Regions from separate parts of the Mus musculus genome. Here regions 1, 2, 3, 5, 6 and 7 are each linked to region 4. A link is a loop called in an ENCODE intact Hi-C map of the cell type or tissue named here. Cell type or tissue: heart. All regions are shown on one strand. Region 1 has its middle 78 kb from the start of Icos. Region 2 has its middle 160 kb from the start of Icos. Region 3 overlaps Pard3b (par-3 family cell polarity regulator beta). Region 4 has its middle 8.1 kb from the start of Gm35252. Region 5 has its middle 200 kb from the start of 9530026F06Rik. Region 6 overlaps Nrp2 (neuropilin 2). Region 7 holds the start of 4930487H11Rik (RIKEN cDNA 4930487H11 gene).

Region 1 (4,000 bases), 1.9 Mb after region 4:
CCGCTAGTATGTGCCCCTTAACCAAACCCACCACATTTGATTTTTCTCTTCAGATTCAGACTTTAGAGTCTGTTTCTTTTAATTTTCAATTAAAATCAGAAATACATTCATGTAGATTTTCTTATCTAGAAAATATCCAGTGATAGAAGGTGGACCAGAATGTACTGGATGGCTTTGGTGCTCTGACTCACTCAGACCCAGCACTAGAGAATTACATCCCAGGGATCCTAACTCCTTCAGGTCAGTTGCTTCAGTATTCTAGTCTGATACTAGACTAGACTAGAGTAGACTAGACTAGACTAGACTAGACTAGACTAGACAAATACTAGACAAAGACTAGACTAGTAACCCCAGGAGACCCCACACTGTGGACTGCCAGTCCATGTTCTCCTCACTCTCCTATGCAATCACCATTAGCTAAGATTCCCTCATTCTGTAACACTTCATCTTACACAGTATACATAGTCTCCTGTCTTGAAGTGATGCAGAATCAAGCTCCCTACAAAGTATGTTTCTTAAACAACAATCTTTCCCTAGAGCTATTAGAGAAAGCAAAGCCCCGATGACACCTTCTTCCCTCTGGAGCTGCAAGAATAAACTGTTGTTTTAGGCTACCACACCTGTGGTAATTTATCGTAGCCACCCTATGAAATTAACTCAGTTTATCAAGGAGATTAAGTACAGGCAGACAAGTCAAAGACGCTGAGCACCTTCTCCTGGAATAGGAAGACAGAGGAGCTGACATCAAGGTTCCTTCAGTGTGGGAAGTCATTGCAAAGCTGTGTTCTTCTAATGCACATGAATGTCAGTGTTGGTGTGCAGGGCAGATGATGGTGGTAACATTACCATGGTGACTATGTTTGTTATTAAGATAATCAGAAAAGGAACAGGAGGGAACAAAAGAAGGAAGGGGATTGTAAAGAAGAGAATGGTTTTAGAACTAACCAGTACCCCCAGAGCTCGTGTCTCTAGCTGCATATATAGCAGAAAATGGCCTAGTCAGCCATCATTGGGAAGAGAGGCCCCTTGGTCTTGCAAACTTGATATATGCCCCAGTACAGGGGAACGCCAGGGCCAAGAAGTGGGAGTGGGCGGGTAGGGGAGTGGCAGGGGAGGGTATGAGGGACTTTTGGGATAGCATTTGAAATGTAAATAAAGAAAATATCTAATCAAAAAATATTTTTTAAAATCCTCACAATATAAAAAGAGAGAGAGAGAGAGAAGAATTCCTATGACTTTGTATCTCTGATCTGAGTCAAAGTCAACGGAGAATAGAACAGTCACATCTGCCTCTGCTACATAAAACAATAGTAGGCAACTTGATGACTATTTATGGCTAATTACTTTCTTGGCACATAATAATAATTAAGTGTTTCTATCAATGTTAGGTGTAAGTTACTGTTAAATTTATTTGACCAAAGATTTAAACTCTATATAAACAGCCTATAAACAAGGACTTCCACAACACAGCCATTAGCTCACAGTCTAAAAGAGACACACAAAAGCTGTCTGCAGCATTGCTCTCTGCCATTTAAATAAGCATCGAAAAATTGCATGATATGTATGTTACTCACGAACTGTAAAATGTAGACAGGATTTGAAAATAAGAGTTAGGAGAAATTAAGCACATTCCAAACCAAAGCAAGCATTTAAAGAAGGCATCAAGTCCACAGTGATGCTGTGTGGCCCTCTCTATGTAATATTCCTGGCCCCAAATAAAAGTGGCACGTGTTCAACAGAGGAACGTTAAGCTTTCTTTGGCAATACCCCTGACTTGACTGGGCTTTAAAAAAAAAACAAAAAAACAAACAAAAAAAAAAAACAAAAACAAAAAAAAAAACTATTTGTAGGTAATGCGTGCTCTCTGGTTTATATACCATTTCTACCTGCAAAATAAGATCCCTTTTCATGCTCAAACCAAAACATGAGAGAAATATCCTGTTAGTGGATGTCCTGTGTAATTATTGGGACTCAACTGAATGTGGCCATTTCTATTTTGAAACCATGAACACAGTCTCCCAGTTTTCTTCCCCATGAATCACTGGATTTTTGTTGTTGTTGTTTAATGACCAGTCTGGGTTTAAACAAAATGGAATTTGTTCTCAGAGATATTTGAAACTAAAATAGGAAGTCGTCGTTATTGGTTTATTGGTTTATAACCAGATTCTTTCCTGTCGAGAATTGTTTTAAACACGTAGCAGGGAAACGCGGGTCCAAGATGGGGCGTTGGTGCCCTCTGGAGGAAGAAAGGGCAAGGTGGAGGAAAGGGAAAGTTGAATGAAGCAGACAGAAGCCAGGAGAATCCTCACATGAGTTCCGAGTCACATAAATCCCATCTATCTCTAAGGACAATTCAGTTCTCCCTGGGAGGTAGCCAAGAAGCTTTCTGCATTTTTTTTCCAGCACAAATACACATATTGTAATATTTATAAGTACAGGGTGCCTTGCTCCCACTCTTTATGTACTGTGTGTTTCCCAAGGTAATGCCATCTCCGGCAACAGTGTCTCACTGTGTTGTCATGGCTCTCAATTAAGAGTGATATTAGACAATGAAGTCCACACTGTCTCTCTGCCACTGTGTTTGCTATCCAATCATATTGGCCGTACCTGAGCACCACAAGCCTCGAAGAGCTCCACCCAGCTCACTCAGGTCCTCCACTTCTTTTTACTGTGCCTTCTTCTAACTAAGCACATTTGATAATTTCACTTCTTTTTTTCTCGTTACTCACTTCTGCCAAATATCTAATCACTTGTCTTACACTTCGTTGAACTCAATCCAGGTTTCTGCCTAATTCTGATTCCAAGATTATGAACTTAGAGTCTTTTTTTTTTTAATGTAAAAGAACTAGAATTGCCCTAAAACACCCGTATCAGTGGTTGTGATTCAGTGAGGTTGTGGTCTCCATGCTCAGACCAGTACCTATGAAATGACTACAGTCAGTAGACATTCGTCACTTGTTAGCAATCGTTTCCTCTCTGGCTCTTGCAAGCATCTTAACAGGTGAAACAGAGGACTATGCTTGCGTCTGCACAGGCAAGTTCACTGTGTACGTAAACCCTACAGAGGCAGGATGCCAGGCAAGGTCAAACATGCAGACTGCACATTTCCCCCAGTTACCACCATTCAAGTTCACCATCCTGGCAGGACCTGTCTCAGTATGGGCCCAAGGGTTCCGCTGCTAAGAACACTCTGCAAACTCTCTACCCTCTTCCGTAAGGGGCAAAGAGAGACAGCTCTTCCAAGAGTGCAACTGCCCTTCCCACTGATTCTGTTAATGAACCCTGGAGAATCGCATGTTAGCCAGTGTGTGCTATTGGCTATTTTGTTGGCGCTCAATTCTGGATTCTCAAAGAAGAAAGAACAGGGCAATCGGCCCCCACCCTGAAGCCGCCTTAAATCTTTTAGTGGTTGTGATTCACTGGGTTTGAATGCAGCACAAAATGAACTTCCGCCATATTGTTACTTATGACAGCATCATCGCCCACAGAGTTGACTGCTTGAATGATTAGAAAAGATCCCATTTTTCTTGCTAACAAATAAGATCCATATTTTTAGGTGTGACCTCTCCTTTCCCAGTATATTTTAGACTGTTGCCTGTATGACTTATCCTGAGGGTTGTATAAATGCATATCAGATCAGGATATTGTAAAAAGGATACTCAGGGCTGCTTTTGCTTTGTATCAGAGGTATTTGGGGCAGCTAGCCAAAAAGGGCAGAACAGCCACCTTCCAGAATATTCCCAGTGTCCAACTGCCCATCTGTTTCTCATAAAACCCACAAAAGCAAGAAGGTTCTTCTTTTGCCTCAGGTGGCAAATTAGATTACACAGGCATCCTTGGGGTTGAGAATACAGCCAAGTGTAAATGAAATTTTAACTTACACAGGACGTGCATGGATAAGAATGTGGCAGGGGGTTAGGGCCTGTTTTCTTTTTAAAAGGATCTATTGTTATTGTTTAATCATTTCTCTGGTTCAAGCACATAAATTCAAAGGATCCAA
Region 2 (4,000 bases), 1.8 Mb after region 4:
ACATCCCAAACTGGTGTATCCGGGAAGAGCAGGGCTCTTGCTGGGATGGGAGACAGTAATTGTTTTTTAGCATGACAGATAAGACACTCTGGCTTCTGCAGATCCCTTACAACTGGGAAACAACTGTTCTCAATGTCGATACTAAGATACTAAGTATTTAAATGTGGGCTTTCGGAGGAAGGCTTCCTTTCTCCCTGCCTGCCTGCCTGCTGTTCCTGCAGGACTACTTTCGAGTACGAATGTCCTTCTCTCACAGTTTTACACTCAAGTAGTACAAACATAGCCAATCTTAGGAGGATTTGAATATAATTAAATCAGTCCATTAAACTGGTAAGTGTGTGTGTGTGTGTGTGTGTGTGTGTGTGTGTGTGTGTGCTCACGCGCGCCCCCCACCCCCACCCCGTGCCTATCTTGAGGCCAAAGGTCAACCCAGGGTATCATTCCTCAGCAACTTTCTATCTCATTTTGGCCTGGAACTTGTCAATTAGACTAAGCTGGTTGGTCAGTCAGTACCAGGGTCCTCCTGTCTCTACCTCCACAGTGCAGGGATTAAGGGCACTGAAGCCTCTCCCCAGCCCTCAGCCCATCACTAAGAACCTTCTGAGGGATTATAGGGACCAGCCTGTGACTGGACTGGGTTCCGTGACTGGCGGATAATAAACTCTAAGAGTGCAATTCGAGAATTGCAAAGGAGCAAGAAGGCAGAAGCTAGTGAAAGACGTTATGTGATGGCAATTATAAACAGACTGTTCCCTCTGAGGTTGTACACAGAGCAGTCCCTCCTTGGGTGTTCCCATTGCCAGCTGCAGTCAAGTGGATCCACAGATGTACTATCCTTAAGCGGGAACCCATCTCCCCCAACCCCACCCCCACCCCCCGGCAGTGCAGATCCCACCTGGTGATCACCCTCTATAGTGATCCATCTAGTATCTCACTAGCTGGGCTGACAAATATTTAACCTACAGGGAAGGACATTTAAGGAGATACATCTCTAGCTTCTCCTCCTCGAGACCCAAATGAGATTCTTGAAAACATCAGACAAAACAGTTCTCAGAATAACGTTGCCTTCAGAGAGGGATTTCCCCCTCTATTTCCCCTCCCACTTTTGTAGAGTCCAGCTGTCTTTCTCACCCCCCACATCTCTACCTCCACCCCTCCCCAGCAAACTCTGGAAAAACAGTAGTAACTAACATTTGTGCCTTTGGCAATAAAACCACAGGCCTTGCAAACCCCAAATGGCAAAAAGACATTTCCATTCCAATCCCAGTTTTAAATTAAACTGTAATGAAAAATCAGCAGTGGCAGCTGGGACCAGAGACACTGATTGTCTCTAGGAACAAAAAGGAGGGGTGCGGGGCCGGGGATAGGAGAAAGAAAAGAGACCGCAAGTCAGCCTCGCTCTGGCAATAAAGCATCTGGTAAACCTTCAAGTATAAAGAAATTAGAAAAACAAATCTACTACTGAGACAAGCCAAGATGGCTGTTTCCCTCCGCAATCACAGCGAGGCGGATCACAAATCACCCTCCACTTTATCAATGGACAAGGAGGGTGAGGGGAGGCGAAAGAAATGCGCAGGCCTGTAGTGACACCTGGAGGAAGATGAGGGTAATTCTTTGGGGGGGGCGCTTCCCCGCCCCCACTCTCGCAGGGTCTGCGGATTTAGGCTCTTTCAGGAACCCCAAGCATCAAGGAGACCCCTCAGGGCTTCAAGGGAAAATAAGAGGGGCATCACTGCCTTCTTATTCTTTACATATGAACAAATTGCTTTTAGGAAAAGAACATCGACTTCAACTGGAGTTTTCCACCCAGTAATTTGAGTACTTGAGTAAACTGAACCCAATCCCGCTGTTTTAACTTTTTTTTTTTTTAAATTCAAAATCAGAATGAGATGAGATGAGCTCCGGTCTAGAAAATTTTTATTTTATAGCTTTCCAAAACTTGCAAATTCTATAGATCCTCCAGTATATACTTTCTATTTTCTGAATATCTGTGATGGGAAGAATAGAGGGTGGGGAGAATCTGTACTAACTGTACGAACCAAAGATGCTCCCAAGAGAAGGGGTTCTGAACTGGAGAGTGAGTGGGTTTGTGATAAATACAAATTCAGGACTGTGAAACCCGTGTTATAGCCTTATTTTGTTCTCAGGAGTTTTGTGTGATCTTTTGAAATTGGTAACAGTTTTCTAAAAGCCACAAAATACACGTAGGCGGTCACATGACTGTAGATATTCACAGAACAACCATGGGTAGATAGCTTGGAGCAGGGATGACAGATATCCCTCGATCCTTCCGGGAATTCTCCCACAGAGAAAAATAATCAGATAAAACTTACAATGTGATTGCCTGTTTATACATCTGAAGAAATTTCTTTATAGAAAGAACAGTTGCTGTGACCAGAAATATACAAGAACATTAAAAAACAAAAAGTATGGCCTGGCCTGGCATGGTGGTGTCCAGGGGTGGGGTGGGGTAAAGGGGGCGGGAGGAGCAGAGGCCTATGGATCTCCGAATGTTCCAGGAGAGCCAGAGCTACTTAGCCCTATCTCAAAACTGTACCAGAAAAGAGGTCAGAAGCAGCATGAAGCAACAGTGTAAAAGGAATCTAGTATTTAAGTGGAACGCCCTGCAGAAAGCTCCAATTGTTTATTTTACCTAATTAATGTTGGTTTTAATGCACCTGGTATGTAGCGCCGAGCGTGGGCACACAAACTCTGGGTAGCACCTTAGTGGAAATTCCACTTGCTCACTCGCTCCACCCTGGAAGCCTGAACTAACAACCCATCATCCCCGGTGGATCACACCACACACACCCATCCCAACTCCACCCCTACCCCGCAACTATCGTAGATCTGGCTAATGGATGCAACACCCAGCAGATCCGGCTAACACGTATTGACTTACCCAAGGAGAACTGCAGCCTTACTATAGCTATTGCTCTCTCTGTCTCTCTTTTATTATCAGATCGTTTTCAGTATTGATATTTATTATTTTAAATTATTTGTCTGTGCCTGGAGGGCAGAGGTATTGGGTTCTCTGACAAGTTACAGGCAGCAGTGTGCTGCCTCCTGCCTAGTGTGGATGCTGGAAGCTTAGCTCCGGTCCTCTGGAAGATCAGTGTGTGCTCTTAGCCTCAGAGACATGAGGCTTTTCAAATGTTGGTCTTTGTTTTATCTACAAATAGTTAAACAAAACAAATGGCTTCTTATGACTGAGTCCCAGTGGCTTCCACCCCTGTCTTAGGGTCTAGTATCTCTGCCTCCCACGGTTTGGTTTCTCTGTTTCTCACTTTCTCTTCCCGCCTCCTTTTTCCTGCCTTACTCTTGATCTCTGAGCTCTAATGAGGCACAGTCAGAGGAAAATATTCAACCTCTTTAAGAAGTTTGGATACTCAACATTGTAAATCTTCTTAAGAAATTGAACAATAAGAATATTTTATTTCATGGTGAAAGCATGAAATAAACACATACAGATTTTTCCCTCAATAAGCTTTTCCCCATCAGTTTTTGCTATGAGCCACCACACACACACACACACACACACACACACACACACACACACACCACTCTACTGATGGTTTCGGTATGCGTAGTAGAGCCTCCTTTAGCTAATGACTGTGAAAAAAAATAACATAATATTTTAGTGATGTTTCCTGAAATGGAACTATAAAAGACCTACTGTGTACTTCAAGGCTCTGATTTTTGGAGTTTGTTTTACCTTTGTTGGTTTTTGAGGGGAGGGTGTTGGCCATTGAACAAATAAACAAACCACTACATTCATCAAATGTTTCTTTGCACTACTACACTACATAAACATGTCAATAAATCCTCACCAGCTAAACTCCCACTATGTTAGAAAATATTTACACAGGGTGTGAAGTGTGGGATCAGGTCTGGTGGTGGTGGTAGAGATGCGGAAGGCATTTAAAAGGGACAAGGGCAAGGTGGGAAGATGGCTCAGTCAGCAGGTGCTTGCTTGCAAGGTTGAGGACTTGAATCGGAT
Region 3 (4,000 bases), 1.0 Mb after region 4:
AGCTAGAGGGCACTTTCCTCTTCACTTTAGGCCTCAGAAAGCTTTGGAGGCCAGGGAAAGGGTAGTCCTAAAATCTAACTGAAGATCCTGTCAAGGGCTTTGAAGACAATGTAGGTGGTCACTCAACCCCCAGTGAGACCCTGGAGGATTCTCTCTGGACAGGTTTTTCCTGGTCACTCTGCAGGGGAGTCCTTGGTGAATGAGGTGTTCACAAGCTAAAGATGTGCTCTGTGGCTCATAGAAGGCGCCCCCTTTTTAAATCTCACTTTAAAACTGTCAGACTCAATCCTCTTTTTATATACCTCCAGTAAGATGTGATTAACTTTGTACAAATGGTAATGAGGGTGAGGGGTTGGAGGTAAAGCACTTGTTTAGCATGTAGGCTGGGTTCCACACAAACACTGGTAAAAACCAAACCAAGCTAAACAGAAGCTCTTCTAAATGGATCAAGAATTTCTCTGTGAATCAAACTTCCCCAAGAGACCATTGAGAAGGCAACACCAGGAGGAGATGTGCCCTCTTGAAGCCCAGTGCACACACAGACAAAGTCAATACAGAAGACATAACATTCTGCAACATTTAAAAAAGTATGACTGGGAACAGAGGATAATGGTTATTGGGACTAAGGCTCCTGCTTGAGGCAAACAGTAATGTACAGATAGGGTCACACTGCTTAATGATTTAAAGTGGATCTGGAATAAACCAGCTGCTTATGAATGGATTACGAGGGCTGGAGAAATGGCTCACTGGGCTGGAGAAATGGCTCACTGGGTTAAGGCACGAGCTGCCTAAACCTGGTAATCTGAGTTTGAGCTCCAGGCCCAATGTGGTGGAAGGAGACAACCAACTCCAACAATTTGTCTTCTTTCATGACCACACACATACACACACAAGCAAGTAAATAAATAAGTAAACAAACAAATAAATAATTGGAATTTTGAAAGAGGAAAGAGAAAAGCACTGCGTATAGGTAGGAAGGTATTCTGAAGAGTGAAGAGTGAATAGAAACACAGATCCAAGAGTCAGATGGGAATCCCGTTTCTCCTTTTACTAGCTGCATGATCTCAAACCAGGGGCCCTGGCTCTCTGAGCCCATTTCCTTGTCTGCTAAAATGGGTCTAACAGCTTGTAACTGCATTTTATTGCTGCAAGGATGGAATGGCATCCAAGTGTTCTATAGGGAAAAAGTCAAAGCATGAAGCCTAGTAAAATTGTGTGTGAAGGAGGAGCAGGGCAGCTTCAGCAAGAGCTGGACCCTGAAGCGTGTCAGTTTGTGGATACATGCTCCTTATCCGTGCTTCATCCACTCGGTCTTCTGAGTGCAAGATCCCTGTTTATCCAGTACATAATTACAAGATTCCTATAAAGTGAGCACAATGACCTCATCAAAGTCAGCACATGACCTTCACCGGCTGTCCCAACAGCTAGTACACAGGGTGACATCAGTCTGGGCATATTCCACAGGATTCTAACGCATGGAAAGACAAAGGACCAAAGCTGTACAGCTGGCTCAGTACAGAGCTGGGGAGGGAAGCAAAACAACCATCCACAAAAACAATAACAGCATTTCCTCTCATTGTGATACATTTCCACATTGTTAGATATATGTTCTATACTATATTATGGATCTAATCATACCTACCTGTAATAATCTATACGTATAAAATTTTGCAGGTGAATGTGAAATAATTTCCATGTGTTCCTTTTTGATCACTTGCTGTGTTATCAAGATGTCTGAGATTACTTTTAGAAGAAGAAGAAAAAGAGAACAAAAATAACTACACTTCTAATAACAAAAATATTTAACCTGGTTTGAAGTCAACACTGTTTTCTGGTTTTGTTGTGGTCTGGGGAATTTTTATTTTCATTTCTTTTTTGAGCAGCTCCCAAACAAATGATAATTACAAAACTGCAATTATCTGTCCATTTTAATGACTGTGTTAAAAGTCCACACTCTCTTGAAAAGGAAAGGGCAAGAAGGCTTTCCAGTGGCATTTGTCTCCTAACACCACAAGAAGGCATTGTATGCATTTACAGAAGATCTTGTAGCTCCATCTAGCTCCAGCAGACGGAACTTGGGGAATATAGAATTACACCCTACAGAGAGAATAGAACAGAGGAGGGAAATCGGGACAGGCCAACAAGAAACTACACAAGAACCAAGTTTGTGAGTGCAGGGAATTTGTCAATTAACACTGATTAAAAAGAATACTCATTAGTTAATTGACAGTTGATTTTTTCTAAATAAAGAAGTCAGTCCTGTCATCATTCCTTGCCTTTTAGCATCTCATTTTTTAAAAATAGGACCCATAATGTGAGGCGGGATCCAAACTGAACATTTTCTTCCCACTGAAATGTTCTTCCTCCTCACACATTTAAGCACTGAGTTCTGCCTAGAGCTCCAGAAAACCAAGAAGTACCTTCTTAAAGTGAAAGTGATGGATGAAGCAGGAGCTGTTGCAGAAATACCCCATGGTTGGTGTTTTTTGATTTGAACGTAGCTTGTTTTACATTGTTTATAGCCTACAGTAAATCAAACAGAACAGCTTACAAATTGCTCCAAAGGGGTGTAATTTAAAATATAATTACAAATTCATGAAAAACCTATAAATATATCTTTAATCTGAAAATACAAAAATAAACAGTAAAATACTAAGTGATTAGTTAGGAAAATAACTATGGGCCTAAAATTAAGATACAGAGGAAGTATATACACTTGCAAGAGAGAACTTTTTCAAGTCAATTCCCATCAGATTCTGTATCAGCACATTAAGCGGGGATTTACAGCTGATAGTGTGAAATGAAATGACAACGTAATTCCTGTGTTTTGTTACAATGTCTGCAAACATTTTTAAATGTTTTAATAGTAGAAAGCTAATCTTCCATTTCTCTAAATGTCATTTGATGTTGTAAAGATCAAAACAAACCCCCATAATCCCTGTAGCCAAAACAAATGGGTATTTAATTCAGTTTAACTAGATTCCGGTTAAATATTAAGGAGCATTGTGTCCACATCCTTCCTTCCTTTGAGACAGTCATTTTGAACTTCACTTTCCTCAACTGGCGTGCAGTTGCACATTGCTTTCATAGAGCACAGGAGCATGCCGCCTGTTTTGTTGTTCTTGAAAATGCTTCAACTTAACGATTAATCTCCAAGATTTAGCAAATGACTCCAACCAGGATGGTTCTGGCTTGAAATCCCTACACTGAGCACTACCCTCATATGTGGGACAGAATTAAGACCACATACCTCCTGGCTTAATGAGAGGATCAAAAGTCTAGTTCTAGGCTAGATCTTCCCAGACTGTCAGCCCCTCCCTGTCCTGCTATGTCAAAGCCTACTGGGCAAGCTCTGTAGAAGCCTCCAGGAGAACCCTGAGAAGCATTCAGATGAATTAAGCAGCAGCATCTTTTACCTTCAGCTAGGGATACTCTGAGTTATAGTTACAGTAAGAGGTATTTTGGTAGTTATCCAGTTAATTGTCATGCTTTACACTTTATTTGGCCTGGAGCCTGACAATATACTTAACTTCCTTGCTTCCCAAAGTAAGAGGGCTTTCTCTGCCACCCCAGGCAAGGTGCTCATTTGAGGAGACTTGCAAGTGAGAACAAGGAAAAGAGAGAGAAAGAGAAATGACAAAATGCCACCAACAGAAAACAGAAGCTGTGTTCTAACAGCATGGCCAGGAAATTGTAGGAAGAGTTGGAGGGGTGAGGTCGAGGGCCCGGCACCCCACTCTCATCTGAGCTGTAGTCTTATCAGTATGTGTCCTGATAAACAATGGCAAATAGAACAGAAAAAGGGACAAAGGGAGACTGATCATTTATAGCCCTCATGAAAACAGGAACATATCCTGGTGTTTATATTGAAAATATCACACATACACACACACATACTCTCTCTCTCTCTCTCTCTCTCTCTCTGTCACACACACACACACACACACACACACACACACACACACACACACACAAACACACCTTTACATATCCCACATAC
Region 4 (4,000 bases):
GCTGGACTTCCAGATAAGGAGGCTGGACTTCCGGATAAGGAGGCTGGACTGTCCTTTAGCCGACATGGGAGAAGGATGGCAAACTGATCATCTTTGGCTAAATAATGTTCATTTTTTAATTTTTTTTCTTCCAACATAGACATTATGTGTTCACATTCATTGTAATGATCAGCCTTCTAGGGGGGCAGCCTCCTGTGTAAACATTTACGTGTTTCTTTTTCCTAGAAGGCTGGAGTGAGACATTTTTAATTAAACACACACCTTCAATAAATGAGGTATTTATTTACAGTGGGAGTCATAGTGCAGGGGATATTACTTATAGTATGTCTTTAATATTACATACTATGCATTTCTGGGAGGGCACTGCAATATTTCTAGACTCTGTATCTTCCAGGTAAAGAACATCCCTAGACTCTTTGTATAGAACTGCTTATGGAAGCTGGAAACATTAATATCGGGGGTTCAGTTCCGAATCCTTCTCGGATTCATTTGCCCTTCAGTTCATTTTTTCTTTTCTCCCAACCAGGCTTTAGGAAGCTTAGCTCTCTGCACGCTGGGCACAAGTCTGCCATATCAGCTTCTTACCAGCAGAGCCTCTCCTATACAGTTGACCACAATCCACATCCACTTTGTAAATGCCTTGGCATTCAGAACACATATACATTTTATTGAATTTCCCTGTATTATGGCTTTTCCACTGGGGGATTGAGAGGCTAATTCAGAGCCATATGATTACAGGAAGATGTGTGAGAAAAGCAATGGGGGATACTATTCTATAAGGTCCACTGGGCCCAAACAAGGAATCCATATGTTTCCATTTCCCTAATAGGCAGAGAAAATAAAAAAAACAAAGCGGCCTAGAGACACACACACCTGCATAAGCAGCGAAGCAGAAGTAACCTATAAACACATGCAAGGCGGCTCTCAAATAATCCCATCTGCATTTTATTGAAAGGAATCTTTGAAAAGGAGAGAGAGAAAGTACAGTTTACAAGAATCATGGTATAAATCCTGCCACGGTGCCAAATGCTAAAAGCATCGGAGCCTGGGCAGGAGGGAGAGATCCATTCATTCATTGCCCCTAGAAAATAGGCATCCAGGCCAGCCACATAGCTCACGCGCCCCGTGGGATTTACACCTCTGACTGACTGATGGCACGAATCACCTTGGAGTGATTGCTTCTATATCGAATGTTCCTTTATGGCGTAGATGCTTTCTCATTGCGACTCAGCTCAATTCCATTCTGCCTGCCTCTTTGGGACACTTTGCATGAGAGATGCGGGAGAGGGTAATGTTGTGTTTGTGGGTTTCCTCTGGTACATTTCAGGACTGATTTACCCTTCAGCTGGAAGCACAGGGAAATTCCATCATTCCCACCTCAAGCAAATCCCAAGTCAAGTGCACGCCCCAGGCCCCAGGAAAGGACCCTACAGTTTTCTGCTTTCTGAACTGTTATTGTTGTCTCAAGACTCCTTAGGGGCACACACACATCTGCGTGCCTCTACCCCTGCTCCTCGCCTTCCTCTCCTTTTCCTCCTGTCTTTCATTTTCTACTCTCTCCTTTCCTTCTTCTCCCAGCTATTCCTCCATCTTCCTTCTTCTTTTGTGGGAAAATAATTCCTCACAGGATGTTTGTTCTCGCCAAGACTGGCATTAACATGAGCTTTGGGCAGCTAAGTTTCAAGGTTTGTTTGTTTGTTCGTTTGTTTTAACTTCTGTATCTCTTCCTCTTAGCCTTGCTGGATTTCCTTCTAGGGCTGTCCAGCTTTCCAGGATCTCTCTCTCTCTCTCTCTCTCTCCAAACAAAACCCCATTAAATGACTATCTTGTGTTTATCTTGTGTGTATGTACATGTGCCTCAGCAATTTCCACCTTGTGAGCCCGAGGCTCAAACTCAGGTCTTCAGGTTTGGTGGCAAGCACCTTTGCTTGCTGAGCCCTCTTCTGGCCCCCTCTCAGGGCTTTTTGTTTACACTTGCAGTTGTATGTTGTAGAGCTCATTCCTGGGACTGTGCCTGTGTCACCCAGGACCTCTTACGTAAACCCTCGGATTATCTGAACTGACTATGATGGGGTAGGACATCTGAGAGAACAGGGTTTGAGACTGCCCCAGGGTTTCAACTACACAAACACCATCCACCAAACAAAAGCACAAGCCAGGCCCTGGTGTTCCTGCTGACACACACTAGGTGGCATTCCAGGCTCACACACTGAAGGGAGGAGATGAGGTCAGGCTGCCTTCCCTGCCGCAAGCCAGCCACAGAACTTCAAAGCTGGCAAGCCAGGTCTGTGTGTCTCAGGGGTGCCTTGTTTCCACGCCCCAGCCCCCCTCCCCCCGTTTTTTCATATCCCTGCCTTGTGGGCCTGTCAGGGGTTGCTTCAGGATGACGGAGGGCATAGAGTGGTCTGGCAAGAAAGATTTCAAGAAATGTTAGTTGTGCCTCCAGACCAGTTCAAAAGCAGGGAGGGTACTGTGAAACACTTCTCCACATAGGTTTCGACCCATTTGGAGGAGACTTTCTACAAACTGAATAATATAAACAAACAAATAAACAATTAAATCCAATAACTTGCTTTGGGGAAGGTGATTATGGGAGGATGGGCATGAACGGGGCTCGTATTTGAAGCCTGGGTTCTGAGTTCACTTTTTTACAGCACCTGGACAGGAGGCTTCACCTCCTAACCTCAGTGCCTGCCTCTGTAAATGGGAGAGTAATAAGAACAAACCCAAACCAGCGAATATGACCTTTTCCCATCTCCAGCCCTCAGTTACAGGCTGTCACTCTATCCTGCCTTCGTTTCTTTCCTCTCTTCGGCCTTTACAAAACCACCTTTGTGAGTTTGGTTAACTATTGGCATTTCCTAGGCTCAAGACACACCCATCAGTTCTCCTGTGGTTGAACTAGATATTCTCATGAGCTTTCTCTCAGCGAGATCAACTCCTTGGGGGTTCTGCTTTGTGTCCTGAGTCTGGGACTCCAGGGACACACGTCCACACAGATCTCCCAAGGATGTTGTGGACTCAGCATGCTCCAGCCAGACCTGACAGCCAATGCCCTCTCTACCCCGGGCTTCAGACAGTCTTGCTTTCCCAGACACATCTATTGCTACTAGGTTTCAAAGGGCAGTCCTGGCATCAATATGGCCTTCTTTGCCTTCACTCCCCACAGCCCAGAGGTCCTGAAGAGCTGTTGGTCTTCATAACCATCTCCCACATTCCTGTAGTCACCCAGGTGTGTTTTCCATACCTCCAGCCTTTTAACCTCTGCCACACTTCTATCCCCTCTGCAACTGGAGTTACAAAGAATTTTCTAGAATGTGGATTTACCAGAGTCACTACTTTAAAACCTGTTGTGATTTTAGTGATAAAAGCCAAACTCCTTGCCTAGGTGTGAAGTCTGGTACCTTGAACTCTTGTGACATAGTCCCCTGTTCCTCCAAACCAAGAGCCTGGATCCTCTGCTGTGTTCGGCCCTTCTTGATAGGTAGAGGGACATAGCTCAGGCATTAGGACGTGAGGGCTCTTCACCATGCTGTCCATCACACTACATGGCTATTTTCTTGGTTGTCTCCTGATGTGTTGTTCTTCCTGCAGAGGTGAGAGTTCCCAGACCTCTCCTCTCTGGAGCCAGTACAGTGCTTGACACACTTTATGAGCTTCTAGGGTCAGTCACCCCAGAGTACCATGAATGGCCTAGGTACCAGTGAGAGACACTGTGAAGGGAACATGCTGTTGTTAGGTAGAATATCCAATGTGGGAATGGAAAGCTGAGTTAGACCTGGAGCCTGCCCTCAAGGGAAACACATCTAACAACCATTCTACCATATAATGAACCATGGACCCAGAGATCTTTCAGGCTGAAGTCAGGTCATGTTACAGCTTCCCTATTTACCACTGCTTAGCTCATTTCATGCCTGGAAACCATTGAGAAGGTCTTTTTGTTTCTCTTGGATCAGCCTTGGTCTCAAAGGACACCGATGCCTCCACACAAGTAGCTGAC
Region 5 (4,000 bases), 1.8 Mb after region 4:
AAAGCACCGGGAAGATGCAAAGTCAAACCTCAGTGAGGGGCCACCTATCAAAACAAAAGACAGCAAGTGTTATAGGGAGAGAGAGAGACCAAGGAACCCTTGTGCGACATTGGTAGGATTACAAGTTAGCATAGCCATTATGGAAAACGGTGGAGAAGTTTCTCAAAACAAACAAACAAACAAACAAACAAACACAGAAACTGCAACCATATATGATCCAAAACATCCCATTTCCAGATCTAAAAATGGAAATGAAATCTGTCAATCAGACCTCTGCAGTCTCTAGTTCACTGCTGAACTGTTCACAATAAGCAAGATCTAGAAGCAACCAACACATACATTGACAGATAGAGGATAAAGAAAATGTGACATGTGCGCGTGCGAGTGCACACACGCACACACACGCACACACACACACAGGTGGGGGTGGGGGAGGGGAGAGAACATTCTGCTATTCTCAGCCACACAGGTGAAACCAGAAAGCAATGTGTTAGCTGCAGCACAGAGAGACGACTGGTATATGGCTCTGTTTACGTGTGGAACGTAAAAGAACAATCTCACGGAAGCAAAGAGGAGAGTGGAAGTGTAGTGCCAGGATAAAGGTGAGGGGCAGAAAAGTAGTCCCGAAGATCAGAGGAAAAGTTAGGCAGCAGAAATAAGTTCTGAAAATGCATTGTACAGTGTGATTGCTGTAATTAATAGATCTTAAATGTTAGTGTGTGGGGGCGGATAACTGTGTTAACTAGCTTGAGTGTATGGTCAACTTACATTGTGTACGTACATTTATATCTAGTGTACATCTTACATATTACAATGTTTGTCAGTTATTCCTCAGTAAGGCTGGGAAATCATACAAAGAGCATGCATGATAAGGGTAAAATTCATCAAGATATGCATGATATTTCCTTTACTGTGACTTTAATCCCCAGAGGTGCTGAAATTCTGAGTTCTTCAAACCACCCTTTAGGGACCGTGCCTAATTTCCTTATCGGTTCCATATGTTTAGTAATGTGGTCCCAGGGGTTGGGAATCAGCATTCCTTGGTCACCCCGTTTCCCTGGCTTCCAAAAGTTCAGAGTCAACCGGAGATGAATGTTAGCATCCTGGTTTGCAAGTTTCTCTGGGTCCTCAGAGACCACTTGCTCGCCGACTTTTCTCAATGGCTTCATCTTGTTAAATTCCTTGAATGATTTTGCAGGGGCCCAGAGAGCCCTGGGAGGTACTTCATACTTATGAAAGTCATCTCTGTACAGCTCCCCCTCCCCCATTATTCACTCAACAGTCCCAGTTAGCACATGGGCATCAGAATGGTGTAACAGAATGAACTAGCTGGTTTTGAAGCCTGCCTCTAATTCCAGAGGCCCCTGGGTAGGTTCTTTAGCTTCCATGGCCTTGCCTATAAAATGAACCAATTACTTCTTAAGGTCAAGGTTTTGAACTGATTAAAGAAAATGGCATACCTTAGCAAGGAGCTCTAGTCAAAGTAGACACATACACACACACACACACACACACACACACACCCCAATTCTCTGTGTAGTGGGAAGAGACAGAGACAGAGAGATCAATAAGCAAGACAAGCACTAGGAAATGCTAAGTTGCTGTATGCCAGTGAATGTGTGCTCTAAGAGTCTTATGAAGTGGAGACCAGCTAAGCTGGTATCTACAGAGAAGGGATGGCCAAAGCAAGGATAGACCTCCACTGGAGGATGGTTAGATGGGGCATCTGCTACTAGGAAACAAACTCCTTTTGCCTCTGGTTATGAAACACCACAAACATTTTGGGGGACAAACATGCTTTTTCCCGTTTGGACTTCCTGGGCATTTAAAGGCCTTACAGGATACCAGCCAAATAGCCATAATAGACATAGAGTTACGACTCCCTGCACCACAGCTGTAAGGAAACAGAGTGTGGTATGTGCCCGGCTGGGTTTGCGGGACCACGTTTTACATTTTCCTCTTCTCCGATCTGTGGCTTCAAGAGGTGCAGTGGTTACGGTGAGATAAAAAATTCTCAGCTGCTGATATCAGCGGAAATGATTAGAAGGGGGTGGGGCAAGGCAGAAGTCATCTTTTAGTTCAAATTGTTGTAAATCAGACCAGAAAACTGGGCTATACATTATGCTTTTGTTACTCTGAGAGTTAAATTACAAGGAAATGAACTGTGCATAATAATTTCCTCACGTCACCGACTTTCCTGCTTCTCTGCTAATGCGTTTGCCTCCAAAGCTGGTTAATGCAAAGAGCCATCTCTGGGCCAACAGTGCCCCCTAGTGCCTGGTTTCTGCAAGGTGGCTGCAGGGGGCGGGCAGACTGGAGGCAACCTCCTGAACAAAGAGGCATCTGCCTTATACACGTTGACCTGGTATCTCCAGTTTTCGGTATCAATAAAGGACAGTACTATTTCTCACAGATATCTTTGTCAGTTTGTTAGTACCTACACAGCCAAAGCTGGGGAATCACAGACCGCACCAGAAATTCTCTCATCTAAAGAGTGAATAAATGCAAATATGCATCATGACATATTTGGTGAAAGAAAAAAGAAGCAGCTAATGTGGGTATCCCTGCCTGTTCTCACCAGTCCACTCACCGATTGAGCTCTCCATGTTTTTTCAGTTCCATTTTCGAAGGGGGAACAACCCCGGTATGGCAGCCCTGCCTCCTCCACCCTTCCTCCCAAAGGCCTGGCTGAATTCCTGCAGAGCAGAGGGAACAACCCTGATTGTTCCCTGGACCTGCAAAGCCTTTGACTGGGATTTTTTTCCCCCTCAAACCAAAGCATTTTTTTTTTCTTACATCAGAGATTCAACTAGAGAACTCATAAAGTGGCTTCCAACCGGCTGGTCTTAAACAGCAACAGAAAATAGTCTCATTTAAGTACTTTCTCCCCAGCCTCTCTGAGTCTGAAAGGTGACTTAGGAGGCAGGACAGAACAAGTCTGCCTTCTGTCGATTGCCCTTTGATTATAACGATGGACACAGAGAGCTGTTCATGCCCAGAGCACTCCCTGGCACACACATACACATTGCCTCCTTTCATCTATTAAATGGACAAGGTTGGGAGGTGGCATTACCATGTGACTTCAAATTACTCTAAGCTAACTCTTCTTTCCCCTTTCTGGCCCCAGCTCAGGTGGGACCAAGTACAAGTGACTACCGCCTAGATGGTCTTGTCACATTTCAAAGCCTAATGTCCTATTACACACACACACACACACACACACACACACACACACACACACACACAGGGAAAGCCTGGGAAAGCTTGCTTGCTGGGAGTGCATAGGTTCCAGGCTCTGGGTTCTTGATAGGTCTGGAGTCAGTATGCATAAACTCTGGAGTAGGGAGAGGCACCTGTGGGTTGGAATCCAGACACCAGCAAGCAGATGAAGGCGCAGCATTTAAGTGTTACCTATGGGCTTAGCCACTGACAGGATCTCAGCAGAATTTATGGAGAGCCTCATTCATTGTAACAGCAATAGGCTCCATTTTAATGAATCCCCTTGGTAGTATAGTCATCACTCAGACAGGAACAACTGTTATATAGGTCTGTGCACCCTTTCGTTGACCTTTGAGCCTTCCAGCCGAAACCAAATCCTCCCCATCCTCTCCCCCAGTTGCACAAAAAATTTCATATTTAAAATGAGTCAATGTGTGTCCAGATTAGAGTACCATGGGGGTGGGAAGAGAGTAGAGCAGCCGTGAGCCCAGAGTCCAGTGAGGAAGGTAAGTGGGTTTAGTTGGAGGCACGATTCCCTTCATAAATAGCATGAAATAGAATTTCATGTAACAAATTAATGTGTGTGTGATTTTTTTTTTCTCAAAGCGAGTGCTTTGTTTCTGAGAGTGCACAAGGCACCGCATGCTGCGGTTGCTATGGTAATTACTAGCCTCTGTTGAATAGGGACGAGAGGGGTTACATAGAAAAGAGCCAACTGGTGAAAGTGCGCGTTAGAGTGAATCAACCCACTTATTTGTAAAAGGTTGCAAGAGGTACTCGA
Region 6 (4,000 bases), 240 kb after region 4:
CTTCAGAGTGCCACCCTTGCACATTCCCTCTTGCTGACTGACTCCTCTAGGGTCAGTATAGGCAGCTCCTCTTCCAGGGAGCCTCCCCGGGTCTTCCAGCCTAAGCTGGACCTGGGTACTGTGGACTCAGATAACAGTCTCCCATCAAGTCACAGTGGGGACATGCAGTGTGAGGGAGGGGGAGGCAGACAGCATGAGATTAAAGAAGGGCAGACTGGAAAGTAGGGCTCAAATCCTTACCCAGGCCCTTCAGAGGACAGGACCTGAGGGTCACTTGCTTAAGCCGTCTGAGAGCACGATTCTTCATTTGTGTGTGTCGGAGGAGCTATTTCATATGCTTTCCTGTCTATTGAGACAAAGACAGAAAATTGCCAACCCACTGCCAGGCTCAGACGTACTGTGCCAGCTGGGACAGTTTGACCTCACCACCTCCTACTCTGGAGTCCCAAAATCTATCAGGTCAAAGGGTACAATTTACTAACCCCATGTATTTCCAAAACTGGCCATCAAGTTTGGCAATAATAGGTGCTTTTAAGCACTTCCTGGGCACAGAGTGAACGGCCTATGGCCATTTGGCTGGTGACAGACCCAAGTCTGAGTAGTTAGTGACATGTATAGCCCAGATCCCATCATCTTTGTCCTTCCTTTGTAATCTCAGATGGAAGAATGGGGAAACCCTGACCTGCCCACTTTCCAACACAATTTATACCACAGTTCATATCACGGATGCCTTGGTGCAATCGGTGACAAGACATCAATAAAAGAAGTATGTGCACACACCTGCTGAGTTCTCTCGCAGGCTCGTTTCTGCAGTTCATAGTCTGGGTATGGGGTCTGTGCCATTGGAGAGCGTGAGATCATCACACTGGAACAGACAGTGTGATTGAGGTGGCTTGGAGCAGGAGCCAATAAAGGGCAAGGAGACAAACCCTGGGGAAACATGGGTAGAGAAGGAGGTACAGCCCATGCCACGGGAGCTCAGGGAGACTTCATACGGGTGGAAGAGCTATGTTTGGTTGCTGGGAATGTTGGCTGTTTGCTGAGCACAGGGAAGCGCTGACTGCTCGTCATGAAGGGACCAGCTTACTGAGGTCTGGTTTCTTGCCCCTGCTTAGCCTCATGGTTAATTTATCAACCCAGGATCTTCTAAGATTTAGAGGGACCCTCTGTGGTAAGTAAACACAAGCACATTTTGTTTAGCTAGGACAGTTGGCAAGAGGCCCATACCCATATCCAGAATGTAGGGGACTGAGAGGATCAGAAGAAACAGGAGTCTAAACCAACGCTGAGAACTATGGGTGCTGTGTTACGCTCAGTCGGGGTGAGAGTCAATCTCCAGGCAGTCCTTACTCTGTCGTGGCCTTGGCTGAACGAAGCAAGTAAGAAATGGTAGCCTTGAATTTACACGGACTTAGGGTTGAAATCTTGAACCCCAGGACCTAATCTTTGGCATAGACAGCAAAGATCTTCTACGGCAAAATTGATACATATGAAAAATAAAGGCAAGTCAGAAGAGGGAGGCTGTATGAGGAAGGATACTCATAAGAATTGAAAGCAAGAAGTACGAGGAGAAAATAGTCTCGAGTTTCCCATGACAGAGGCATTTAACGAGCTTGCTAACTTACTGTGGTAACACAAACTAGACACAGCAAAGTACTTGTTATCATGGTTTGGGGGACTTAAGATGTTTAAAAGCTCAACAAAAATTCAAATGTAGACTGAGGAGATGGCTCTGCGGCGAGCCCAGTTCACAGCACAGCCATTCAAAAGCTCACAACTGCTTGTTAGCTGTGGCTTCAGGGGAATCTGGCGCCCTCTTCTGGGCTTTGCCGGTACTGCATTCAAGTGCATCCATCCTCAAGAGCCAATCAGATCCAAAGAGGACATTGATCGGCCTTCATCGTGCACGAAGGAGTGAAGTCTAGAATTACCATCCTAAATCATCAAGAACAAAAAATGACTCTCCTCAACGTTTGTTGGTTTTGTTTAAGAAAACATGGAAGTGAGGCTTTAAAATGTTCAGGACTTCCACGGAGGGACTCTGCCCGGAGAGATTGTTCCTCAATGGGCTTCACTTTGACAGGAATGAGGTAGTTTTGTTCTGAATCTACGTAGACTTACTTGTGAGGTGGCCTAAGAAATGTATGTTCACAACTTCCTAGTTTTCAAATTTCCCCAAGATATTTTCAAGATACCTATCTGCTACATACTTGTTCTTTCTAGGAACTAGGTCTTGATTTTAGTTACCTTTGATTGGACCTCTACAATGGGTGTGTGTGTGTGTGTGTGTGTGTGTGTGTGTGTGTGTAAGCACATGCACACCAAGCCTGCTTGAAGACTGGTGAGTAAGTTGTATAGGACAGCATGTTGGTGAATGTTTTTAAGAGTTCATACAGTTCACAGTTTAGAAGTGGAAAAATACCCAGTCTTGTGTGTATGTTTCTAAAACCATAACGCTGAACCCTCTGGCTGATGACTCAAGCGAATGGCTTCTCTCTGTCTGCCAAGGCAGCAGCCTCCTGGTATCTTCTGCTCCCAGGGGGATGAAGTGACTTCTTTCTGTTTGCCCAGACAGCCCTGAGTCCTGTCTTTCTGTCCCTTGACACAGGTAGCTGTCAATGCCACAACGGCCTTTGCTTCTGCCTGTAGCTGCTCCCCAGTCCCCAGGACAGCATGCTGGTGCTTAGGGGTTGGTTCCCTGTGGATAGCCCAAGGGAGGAGGCAGGCAAAGCTAAGAGAAAGGGTGGCTTCGGATTGCACTGGCACAGAACGGCTGACGCTTGTGAGTGAAATTTTCCAAGCAGACAGCAAGATTCAGTGGAACAAAATGAACAAGCGGTGGTCAGGAAAAGATCTGTCTGGGGGTTGCCTTGACCTTCTGGAATGGAGACTTTAAGGTACAGAGAGGAAAAGGCTTAGGTACCACAGACCAGAATAATCTTCCCTATAAGGGCCCTGGTCTTAGGTCAGAGGGCCATTTTTTTTGTAGTTCATTTCATGCAGAGAAAGCAGAAGAGACAACTCGGGCAGGCATGTAGGCTGTACCCTTTCATTTCCTCTTTCTTCTCCAAGCTATTGCTCACTCAGAGATGGGCAGCAGAGGCAATTTTCTGTTGGGAGAGGTACCTGCTTCATAAACTTTGAGGTAAAACAATTGAGCATGTCCCCAAAATGCGAAGAAAGAGGGGACGGATTTCCTTTGATAGCAAATGCTATTTAAAAAAAAATGCAGCGTGGAAAAGAAGGAGTCAAAAAGAGTGTAAGAACAAGAAAAACCTTCCAGGATTTAATGAGATGAAGTGTTCCTTTCTCAAGAAAGTAAATCGGGCAAGCCCCTTGTTCTGCATGCAAATGAGGGCAAGTGGGACCAGATACGGCCTTCTAAATATAAAAATTAATGAGAGAGACAGAGGATGGGGTGTGGGGGAGCGGTGGCGGGGTGGGTGAGGACCGAGAGCGAGGGTAAGTGGGCCTAGAGGAGCCTTGCAGACAATTTGACACTAGGGGGAAATAGATTCCAGAAAGATTTTCTTTCTGACCTCTGTGACCTTTTAGGCTGCAGCCAGCAGCAAGGATGAGGCATGTGGAGAAAAACAGGAAGCTAGTTAGGAAGGCCTGAGAAGCCGGGAAGAGAGCCTGTAACTTGCCTGTTTCCTCTCTTCAGACTCCAGCAAAGGTGAGGTATGAGTCCTTCTGCTCCACACCAAGTTCTGCAGCCCTGTGGGTTGGATCCCGGGGCTGCAGAGTGCGTCCCTAGCCTTTTACTCTACACAATATATCTGGGGCTTTGCTCATTGCTGTCTGAATCCAACCTTCTAAAAAGCAAGGCCCCTTTCCCCTGTCATAGTGAATATCCATAAAATGGCCTCTTAGCAATTTCCCCTCGAGATTGCACTGGGATCAGCAGAACCGAATTTGGCCCTCTGTCCGGAGAGGTGCTTAGTCAAGTTCCTCTGAGCCCGCTCTCAAGCACTCTGTGCATTATGTCTCAGTTGATGCC
Region 7 (4,000 bases), 170 kb after region 4:
GTTGCTACAGTTGAGACAGAATAGCTCTTTGAAACAGAGTAAGAGCAGGAGAGCAGTGTCCTTTCAGGGGGATGAAAGGCACCAGATGCAAAAGCTGAGAGTGTGCTGGAGGGACCTATGTGGCTACTCTGAGAGAATGCTGAATGGCTCTCTCCCAAGCAATAATAAAAAAAAAAATCATTAGTATTTTGTTCTTTCTTAGAAGGTGTCTGGAGAGTCATGTGACCAGGCAACCATCTTGAGAGAATTGTTCACTTTCTAAGAAGCCTTTTAGCTGGAAAGTAGAAAGCAAATGGCTTCAAGACTGAGCCCTAGTATACTTGGAATCTTCAAATAGACACTTCATTGCAACCAAATTGATTCTGCCGTTTAATGCAGCTTTTGCACATCTCTAACATCTCTCTCGGTAGAGAGTTTGGGGGAGGAAAAGTAGGGGCAACAGGTATAACTTTACCACGGCGTCTTCTCTCTGCCCATGCTAGTTTATCTGCTGATGTCAGACCAGCCCTTGGGGGTGTATTCAGACCAGACATTGGGGGTGTATTAGCCAGATGCCATGAGTGCTTTAACTGGTGGCAGCACTTGGGTTCATTTTAGCAAACGATTCCTTTTTACTTTCTTATACTATTTAACTAAGTCAGAAGGACAGCCACATACTTCAGCAGCTATGGATTCAGGCACACGTTAACACCATGAAAGGAGAGCAAATAAACCCCTCCCTTGTATTTTACAAACTCTATGACAATGACCAAAATAATACCAAAGAATACCTTCTTCCTCAACCCCATCCCACGTTAGGCTCAACATAATGATGCCCGGGGGTGAGGAGACTCTGCAAAGACAACATTTGGGTCTTTCCATCTCCTCCCTTCTATCGGTCCCCTCCTGCTCACAATTAAAACAGACTACTGAGTTTACATCATCCCAGGTGTGTTATTCTTTATGACATTCCACAACTGGACCGTCAGAGCTAAACATTCATTATGAACTTTTTATTCCTCTTCTTCTTTTTTTTTTCTTTTCTTTTTTCTTTTTATAAGGCAACATGAGACACATTTGCTTCAGGGCTGGAAGTAGAAATGACTCCATGCACCCAATGGCTGTTATCTTGTGACTTCAAAGACACCAGGAAACATAACAAAAGGGGTCATGTCTGAGTGCACTGGAGGAACCATAGTCTTGGGTGGCTTGGGATGGGGATAAGGATGGGTGAAGCCACATTGCATTCCCAATGGTCTCTATTTGTCTAGGTACCTGGAGATGACAATGACAGCCAACAGAAACCCAGCCAGAGCTAGATAAGGCAACAAAAAAGCTCCAATCTCTTCTCCAAGTAAACAAAATGTGTACAGTATATTATTTTCTTGAAAAGTACCCCAGAAGAAGCAACATAAGAGGGAAGGGGCCCCTCTCTACACACACCCACACTCCCCCCCTTCCACAGTGAATCAGTCTCTCCCTCGAAAATACACACACACACACACACACACACACACCTCTTCACATGGGAGTGTACTGTGTACATACATACAGGACCAGGCTCCCCTCAAGACACCTGGCAGCCTGCCCAGGAGAGGAGGGATGGGATAAGGCAAGGGGAGAAAACAACAGGGCCTGTCTCTGGAACAAAACCAACAGAGCCTTGGGTTGTGAAGTGCTTAGGGGCGGGTCTCTTCTGGGATTCCAGATGCAGCATTAGAGTTGGTTTAAAATCATTAGAAAAAAGCGGGGCGGGGAGGGGAGAAAGGAATAAAAGAGAGAAGATTAAAAAGGAAAGAAGAAAAGGAAAAAAAATAATGATTAAAAACAAACAATATCAGAGCAAAGAGAAACCGGAACCAAGAACCACAGAGAATGGTGTGGGGTACATGAGAGCGCTCAGGGTTGGGGACCCTGGAGAGAGATGTCTGAGGGTTCACACAGAGACTAGGCGAGGAGAAAAAAAGTGCAAAATCGAGGCAACGTGTTTGCAGTCTTTCTTGGGTTTTTTTTGGGGGGGCGCTGTTCCTGCTTCGGCCCTCAGCAGTGCGAGCCCCGCTCTTGCTCTAGCTTAATGGTTAGGGTGGGCTCGACCGCCAGAGGGGCCCCGTTGGTGTAGTGGGAGGTTTTGTAGGTGATGGAGTGATCGGTCTTCTTGGCCGCATAGCGGAACCGGTGGTAGTGGAGCACCAGGGCCAGGACGACGGAGGCCAGCACCAGCACGGCGCCCCCGGCCGCCATAACGTAATACCAGTAGGCTGGGATGGGCTGCACGGGCACCGTGTCCACTGTGGGCTCGGTCCCTGGCGGGAGGGTGCCCCCTGGGGGAGAGACACAGAGAGTGTTGCTAGGCTGAGAGCATGCGGACTCATAAAAAAAAATCAATTAAAAAAATAAAGAAAAAAAATAAAGAAAAGAAAGAGAGAAACACACATGCTTTGGGTCATACAGCAGGGATCCAGGGACTCAGGCGGTACTCGGCCTTCATATATACCAAGCCGTTTATTATCTGCAATCTCTTCGCTGGTCCCTTTATGCATCAGGTACTTTAACCCACTGTACAGATGAGGAAACAGGCTCACAGAGGTTCAATCGACAATTGCTGCTCACCTGGTAGTAAATATGTCTCAACCAAGAGTCCTACCCTTACATAGCTTTCTTTATTATTTAATCAGAATTACTTTACCATGTGTCAAAGCATTATAATTTTTTCTCTCATCTCTCTCTTCCTTTCTCTCTCTCTCTCTCTCTCTCTCTCTCTCACACACACACACACACACACACACATACACACACACACACACACACACTTCCACGCACACACACCACATACACACAATGATACTGCAGTATCTGCTGGAATTCAGATTGGTGAATTCTTCAAGTGGGTGGAAAAGCCATATTTGGTGTGGCTGGCCAGAATTCTCAACAATGTATTAATTAGGCTGGCTAGACTTGAAGGTAAATTCCACTTTGGTTTGCCAAGGTTTCTGTGCCCATTGAAATCAGCTTGGTCTTGTCTAAACAGGTCAATTACTACTGTCAAGCAATGACTAACCCGTCTTCATTTTTTTTTTAAACTGGATGGAGGATTTTAAAAGCAGATTGGATAAGGAGTTGCAGGGGGAAAAAAAGATATGAGCACAAAGCAATAAAGGAGTGTGAGAGCGAGGGACACCGAGCGAGGGAGCCTCATTCTTAACCGTGGAAAAGAGCGGGGAGAAGCTGGGGGTGGGGAGATTTAGGAGGCAACCGAGTTTACTGGCCAGCCTCTGGTTGCCATGGAGACGCTGTAGTAGAGTTTCGCTCAGGGTAACTCAGGGGAAAGACTGAATTGACTCCCACTCCATGCAAAACAGTGCTACAACTTGATTCTCCCAAGGATTTACATCAGATGAGAATCTGGCCCAGAAAGGGACTAAGGCGGTTTTGAGCTTGCCAAAGGCAGACATGATCTTTACTTCTGAAAAAGCCGATGTATGCTTAACCTATGAGAAATGCTTCTCGAGCTGCGGGCACCATGGGCGGATGGCTAAAACGTGCTTCCCTTACTTACAGGGTGTGCCGGAAGAGGGACAGATGAGCTGCCTATTCACAGCATCTGTTTGTGGACCCACCTTTGCTCACCACGCAGGCAGGGCCCCCGGCTACCTTTCTTCTCTCCACCCCCACACCCCCACCAGACTTAGAGCTCCTGAAGCAGAGGAAGCCAAGACTCAGCCTCCACCGAGGAGGACATGCAGTGAAGGTGCCCTGTAAATGCCTTATGAAGCAACTGCTGACCCGAGGCCCACACCCCCAGTTCTCAATTTCTCCCGACCCCACAGCCTGGTCCCCAGATAGCTGAGTAGTATGTCAGATCTCATGTCTCCTCAGAAGTGAGAGAAAAATGAGAGAATGTTTCTTAGAAAATCTGATGAAGCCTGCCCATCTTGCTAGTTCTGAATTACTGCTTCCGTCAATTTGGGGATCCCCTTCCGTCAGGGTGCAGTTTCACCTTGTAGACCACCAAAAGTCCTCC

What was found. Hi-C counts contacts between places; a loop is a spot of excess contacts. Peaks named below come from ENCODE experiments on the same cell type or tissue, not always from the same donor. Only the 100,000 strongest peaks of a DNase experiment are listed, where the experiment ranks them.
Region 1: a loop joins it to region 4, with 4 times the contacts of the local background. A loop is called at or near these places in 5 of 42 quality-filtered maps.
Region 2: a loop joins it to region 4, with 8 times the contacts of the local background. A loop is called at or near these places in 9 of 42 quality-filtered maps.
Region 3: a loop joins it to region 4, with 2.3 times the contacts of the local background. A loop is called at or near these places in 5 of 42 quality-filtered maps.
Region 5: it touches region 4 in a loop (11-fold over the local background); 13 of 42 quality-filtered maps call a loop at or near these places.
Region 6: a loop joins it to region 4, with 3 times the contacts of the local background. A loop is called at or near these places in 2 of 42 quality-filtered maps.
Region 7: a loop joins it to region 4, with 6 times the contacts of the local background. A loop is called at or near these places in 15 of 42 quality-filtered maps.

The regions. Positions count from the first base shown.
Region 1 is chr1:61,053,581-61,057,580 of GRCm38, reverse strand. No RefSeq gene overlaps it. Among named protein-coding and RNA genes, the nearest start is that of Icos, 78 kb to the right of the region's middle. In heart, a CTCF peak has its summit at 2,243 (motif pointing left); no DNase peak of the experiment used is centred here; H3K4me3 peaks cover 316 bases.
Region 2 is chr1:61,136,965-61,140,964 of GRCm38, reverse strand. No RefSeq gene overlaps it. Among named protein-coding and RNA genes, the nearest start is that of Icos, 160 kb to the right of the region's middle. In heart, a CTCF peak has its summit at 1,595 (motif pointing left); a DNase peak (open chromatin) is centred at 1,504; H3K4me3 peaks cover 650 bases; H3K27ac peaks cover 1,504 bases.
Region 3 is chr1:61,923,220-61,927,219 of GRCm38, reverse strand. All of the region lies in intron 2 of Pard3b (par-3 family cell polarity regulator beta), which reads right to left. Among named protein-coding and RNA genes, the nearest start is that of Pard3bos1, 60 kb to the right of the region's middle. In heart, a CTCF peak has its summit at 2,056 (motif pointing right); no DNase peak of the experiment used is centred here.
Region 4 is chr1:62,962,691-62,966,690 of GRCm38, reverse strand. No RefSeq gene overlaps it. Among named protein-coding and RNA genes, the nearest start is that of Gm35252, 8.1 kb to the right of the region's middle. In heart, a CTCF peak has its summit at 2,176 (motif pointing right); no DNase peak of the experiment used is centred here; H3K4me3 peaks cover 12 bases; H3K27ac peaks cover 356 bases; H3K27me3 peaks cover 539 bases.
Region 5 is chr1:61,179,568-61,183,567 of GRCm38, reverse strand. No RefSeq gene overlaps it. Among named protein-coding and RNA genes, the nearest start is that of 9530026F06Rik, 200 kb to the left of the region's middle. In heart, a CTCF peak has its summit at 2,274 (motif pointing left); a DNase peak (open chromatin) is centred at 2,267; H3K4me3 peaks cover 538 bases; H3K27ac peaks cover 913 bases; H3K27me3 peaks cover 444 bases.
Region 6 is chr1:62,720,546-62,724,545 of GRCm38, reverse strand. The region is part of intron 2 of Nrp2 (neuropilin 2); the gene reads right to left. Among named protein-coding and RNA genes, the nearest start is that of Gm29083, 4.4 kb to the right of the region's middle. In heart, a CTCF peak has its summit at 1,824 (motif pointing left); a DNase peak (open chromatin) is centred at 3,635; H3K27ac peaks cover 1,936 bases.
Region 7 is chr1:62,794,009-62,798,008 of GRCm38, reverse strand. All of the region lies in intron 15 of Nrp2 (neuropilin 2), which reads right to left. It overlaps 4930487H11Rik (RIKEN cDNA 4930487H11 gene), which reads left to right and starts at 3,277. Exons shown (of 3, transcript NR_040601.1): 1 at 3,277-3,456; 2 at 3,538-3,613. In heart, a CTCF peak has its summit at 2,311 (motif pointing left); DNase peaks (open chromatin) are centred at 1,578 and 2,180; H3K4me3 peaks cover 1,354 bases; H3K27ac peaks cover 1,279 bases.